Linked DNA regions of Mus musculus: region 1 is linked to region 2. The links are chromatin contacts, found by Hi-C in ENCODE. All regions are on one chromosome and are shown on one strand. Each heading gives the region's core, a stretch centred on a gene start or an enhancer-like site at or near the end of the contact. The rest is flanking DNA. Distances are from core to core; before and after follow the strand shown.

What was found. Hi-C counts contacts between places; a loop is a spot of excess contacts on that map.
Region 1: a map of T-helper 1 cell shows a loop between it and region 2 (507-fold over the local background). The contact joins the promoter of Hexdc here to the enhancer-like site in region 2. A Hi-C loop is called at or near these places in 3 of 37 maps with a recorded cell type or tissue (T-helper 1 cell, T-helper 17 cell and regulatory T cell).

Annotation. Positions count from the first base shown.
Region 1 is chr11:121,206,249-121,208,948 of GRCm38, forward strand. It overlaps Hexdc (hexosaminidase (glycosyl hydrolase family 20, catalytic domain) containing), which reads left to right and starts at 1,395. Exons shown (of 12, transcript NM_001146073.1): 1 at 1,395-1,527. The coding sequence starts at 1,444.
Region 2 is chr11:63,019,475-63,022,174 of GRCm38, forward strand. No RefSeq gene overlaps it. Among named protein-coding and RNA genes, the nearest start is that of Cdrt4os1, 17 kb to the left of the region's middle. Within about 2 kb of position 1,322, at least 1 of the 3 ENCODE cell types and tissues checked has a DNase peak (open chromatin) inside an H3K27ac peak, as active enhancers do.

The DNA of each region.
Region 1 (2,700 bases), core at 145-2,644, about 58 Mb after region 2:
TACCAGAACTACTAAAGCAAAAACTTTGCATTACTGGGACTATTGATGCTGGTTAGCTGGAGCTAAGAAATTAGCGGTGATTAAGAAGAGACCAGCATCATTGAGGTGACATCTTCTGGGAGGTGTTTTCTGAGAGCACAGTGGCTGTGTTCCAGATATAGCCAAAGTTGTACCTTGTGCTGTGGCTGGACTTGGTAATGTGTAAGAGTCACCCAGGTGGTACTGGTTTTGAAGGCATGAAGGAGTTGAGCAGAACAGCTGAGGATTGGCACTGTGAGAGGCCATGGAAGGCCATTGGTGAAAGTGCAGCCTCAGTTGCAATTGATGGCCCAGGACTGAAGGGGTCATGCAGTGTTTTGGAGATGCCAGTACCATGAGATGACCACCAAGAGCAGCAGCAGCAGTGGAGTACAGGCATCTGGAGCCTAGAGGATGACACATGTGCTACAAAGGGCCTGGCTGGAGAAGTGACCCAAGCCCTTGGAGGAGCCCAGAAGATCGTGAGTTGGATCCCAGACATTGGACGGTTAGAGATTGACTTTTGCTTTTGATTGTGACTGTGCCCTGATATTTTCCCTCTTGAAGGAAGAAACTGTTTTAGTGGAGCCCACAGTTAAGAGACTTTTAATTGTAAAAAGACTTTGGATTTTAAAAGAGATGGATATTTTAAAGAGATTGAAATTTTAAGCATATGTAAAGACTGTGGGACTTTTAAAGTTATTTAGAATGGGGATGAATAAGATTGTAAGGGTTGAGGCTTACTAGTGATGTGTTTGTGTGTCAAGTTGACAAGGGGTCAATTGTACTGGCTAGCTTTGTGTCAACTTGACACAGCTGGAGTTATCACAGAGAAAGGAGCTTCAGTTGAGGAAATGCCTCCATGAGATCCAACTGTAAGGCATTTTCTCAATTAGTGATCAAGGGGGAAAGGCCCCTTGTGGGTGGGACCATCTCAGGGCTGGTAGTCTTAGTTCTATAAGAGAGCAGGCTGAGCAAGCCAGGTGAGGCAAGCCAATGAAGAACATCCCTCCATGGCCTCTGCATCAGCTCCTGCTTCCTGACCTGCTTGAGTTCCAGTCCTGACTTCCTTTGGTGATGAACAGCAGTATGGAAGTGTAAGCCGAATAAACCCTTTCCTCCCCAACTTGCTTCTTGGTCATGATGTTTGTGCAGGAATAGAAACCCTGACTAAGACAGGTGGGAAAGGTGTTACAGGTGTATGCCACTGCCATGCTTGCTATAAATCATCATAATCTCACAAGGAAATACAGATCATTAAATGGTTAATAAATGCCTATCTCAGGGCAGTTTATAAATATTGTATTCAAATGTGGAAATAAAGGAGAGGGCTGTGTCTGCTCCTCTTTATAACTTAAGTTCTCTCCACCAGGAAGAAGTCCCAGACAGAGACTCTGTTATAGGAGTTTACAAAAAAATACCAACATGTCATCACCCACGCCATTTAAGATGAGATTAGTTCATTTGGACCTTAAAGGAGCGCCGCCAAAGGTTTCATATCTCTCTGAGGTAAGGACTCCCTTCACCTCGAATGAGCTTTCACTCTGTGGAAGCGAGCACTGGAGAGACAGCCTCGAGGCCTTCTGGGTCCTGGTGGTGACAGAGCATGGGGTTTTCATCCTCCCAGTTCCCCTCAGAATCAGACAGGACCGTGTAAATGGCCAGTAAAACTCAGAATCTACCTGTCTTTTTTTCTTTTCTTTCTTTTCTTTCTTTCTTTTTTTTTTTTTTTCAAGAATCTGCCTGTCTTGACCCTGCCAGTGCCAGGGTTATAGGCACACACCACCATCCCTGGCTTTTATATGACTGTTAGGGATCCAAACTCCAGGAAAAGAGGAGACTTTAGACCTAAAGTTGAGAAAACACATAAACAAGGACACCCTGAGACAACAGGAGCAGAGCGATACAATCACAAATTAATGAACCAGAAGCTAGAAGAGGCAGGAAGGACTCTCCTGTGAGACCTTGTGAGAAAGCATGCCCTGCCAACTCCTCAGCTGGAACTCCTGGCCTCCGGGACAATGAATGAAATCCCGTTATTTGAAGCCATGTCATTTGTAGTCATTTCTAACAATAGACCTAGAATCCCAATACATTCTTCAACATGAACACAGTATACTCATCTGTAATCCCAGTACTTGGGATGTAGAGGCAGGCCGTTCAGAAGATCAAGGCCAGCATCAATCCCACAGCAAGTTCAAAACCATCCTGAACTACAATTCATGAGACCTTGTCTCAAAATGAGAGGTGATAGTAGGATGCTGGAAAGATAGCTCAGTAGTAAAAGTGTTTGCCACCAGGCCTAATGACCTGAGTTCAAGTTCTAGGGACTTGTCTTATGGTGGGCAAGAAGCAGCTCCTGTAGATTGTCCTCTGACCTCCACGTGTGTTTAGGACACACATTTATACACACAATTAATTAATTAATGAAAAAAAAGTAAGATTTAGGTGTCAGGTATCACCATAGATTCTAAAACCGGAATAAGTATAGTCATATCTCAATACCCTAAAGCCCGTGTGGGGTGAGCAGCCTTAGCAGAAGGTGATAAAGCAAAGAGAAGGGAAACTGTAGCAATGCTGTGACCAAAGGAAGTAGAAAATACTCCCAAATAGATTTTACCCACATCCAGAATTGGGAGGAGTTTTCAACTGGCTTGAATTTGATAATGAGTGTATAAAATG
Region 2 (2,700 bases), core at 72-2,571:
CACTGCTCTGTTTCCATCCCCATTTCCTAGTTTTCAGCTTCTGGTTGGTCCCTTCCTTGCCCTACAAACCTTTTAACTTTCATTTTTTTTATTGCTGCACCCCATTCCCACATACCCACTGAGCTCTGTATGGTATTTGATGCATGTAGATACTGTGTAATGGTTACAGATCACAAGAGGGTTGCTCTTTCCACGGGAGCAGAGCCTAATCACATTTTTGTTTTCCTCTTTGCTCTACCCCACCCTCTTTCCCATCTCTACTCCCCCTCTCCCCTTCTGGGTAACTTGTCTCTTTCCCTGTAGCCCCACCCTACTGCAAGTCACTGCCTGTCACTGCTTTCCTTGTTTTCTGTATCAAAAGGCTCCTTCCTCCACCCCCACACCAGTCCAGGTACTCCACATGTCTGCCCCTACTGTATCTGGATCTGCTTGCATCTTCTTCATCTAACTTCTCTATGGAGTGACTCTCACTCAGGAGGGGCACATCAGAGATATGGACCTAGCCACCCCATGCTCGAGTTGAAGGAATAACTCCAGGCTAGCTTCCTTGTTCCTCAGGGCCCATCTCCTACCCTTCCATACCCATTGCACATTTTGCACGTCTTTGCTAGCACATGTCTAGAGGTCTGCTTGGGCTGCTCTCTGCAGTGCCACAAATGAGGTGACTTAAATGGTGTCAAAGCATTGCCGTGCTCTGGAGAAGTAGTTTCTTCCCACAGTCTGGGAGGCTAGAAGCCTGAAACCTACATTTGGACAGGATTCTTTTCTTAAGACCCTGTCTCCTGGTTTGTTGATAACATCTCTTCCCTGTGACTTCAGATGTACTCCCCTCTGTGTGGGTTTGTGTCCCACTGAGCAGTTCTTATAGTAGCACCAGTAATAAAGAACTAAGGCCCACCCTCTCGGCCTCACTCTAATTTGGTTGCCACTATAAAAGCCCTTCCTTTAACTGCAGGCATACTGAGGTGCTAAAAGGATAAGGCTTCATATAGGAAGCTGGGTTCTGATGAGACACCGGCTGCTAGCCCTGTCACTAGAAGAGTATCAGAGACCTAGGGGTCTGACAGCTTTTGAACTAGGATCCAAAGAGAGGAAGCAGATGAGCAGGCAGACTGAGCTGCAGACCGGATGCCTGGAGACAGTCTCAGAAGCAAGGGTCCTGTGGTGAATTTGCAGGCTGCTATGGCCCCCAACACAGGCTTGTTTGGGAGTCCACAGCACTGAGAGAGGCTCACATCCCACTCCATTAGTGCAGTAGGGCTCAGTCTGTCATGCTCTGGAAACCCATCTGGAGATGGGTTTGCTTGGCTTCCCCTTGTCTGTGGAGATGAAAAGAGGAACTGGGTAATGAAGTGCTAGTGGGAGGAGCTGAGAAAAGGCTGATGGAGCCAAGGTCCAGCTGTGCCTTCCTTGGGTCCTGGAGGGTGCTATCCCTCCCCCTCCTGTGTGTGAGTGGCTGGCTGTTTCTTTGTGCCTGTCTATCTCTAACCTCATTCCAACTCCCCCCACTCCTCCCACACAAGTTCTCTCTGTAGCCCTGGCCTGGAACTCACAGGTTTAAAGGTCTGACCCAGGCCTCATCTCTCTCTGTTGCATCTTAAATAGAGAAAATCTGGCCGAGCATCAGGGCTGTTTTGGCACATGCCAGCACACAGACGCCAGCAAGAATTGTGCTCATCGTCCATACTCTACCCTGCCCTTCACCTTAAATAAATTAATCACCAAAACCTACCTTCCTTTTGAGGACCTTCGTCTTATATTTGCTAACCAGAGACAGTTCCCTGTGAATAGCAACTCTGTCCCAGGTCCAGCTGTTTGTGTGACCTTTGAACCCATGCAAGGCCTGGTGTCTCTCACCTCCCATTACTCCACCACATCCCTGCGGTTTGGCAACATGAAACAGGGTGAGAATTCTACATGTAGTTTGGGCCTTTCCCTGACCCTGGATTTACCACAGTCTCAGTCATGATATAAATCAAAGATGTGGAGGTTAATCTTGGTTTGGCCACATGGAACAGGGTGAGAATTCTACATGTAGTTAGGGCCTTTCCCTGGCCCTGGGTTTACCACAGTCTCAGTCATGATATAAATCAAAGACGTGGAGGTTAATCTTGGTTGTCAGCTTAGACACATCTGGAAAGTGGGAACCCTAATTGAGGAATTTCTTACATCAGCTTGTCCTGTGGGCATTTCTTTGAGGTTATTTTCTTGACTACTGATTGATGTGGGAAGGCCCAGATCACTGCGGACTGCTCTATCCCTAGGCAGGTGGGTCTGGACTGTAAAGAAAAGCAAGCTGAACAGCCAGAGATGGGGAGAGCCAGTAAGCAGTGTCTGTGGTTTCTGCTTGAGTTCCAGCTCTGGTTTCCCTCCGTGACAGACTGTGACCTGCAAGTGTAAATTTCCCCCAAGTGACTTTTGGTTATGATGCTTATCACAGCAACAGAAAGTAAGCCAGGGCGAGACACTGCCTTTAACAAGAGCCATCCTCTATCCCAGAGATGAAAGCTACTCTTTCCCAGCCTGGCATATGCTTGCTGTGGGGATGGTACCCATTTACCTGGTCACATATTCTGTAGATTCTAGGCTCCTGTAGGGCAGGACAACCTGTTTGCTTTCCCTTGCACCTCCAGGTCTAATCCTGAATTCCATAGGGCAGGACAAACTGTTTGTTTTCTTAACATCAACTCTTGTGCCTCC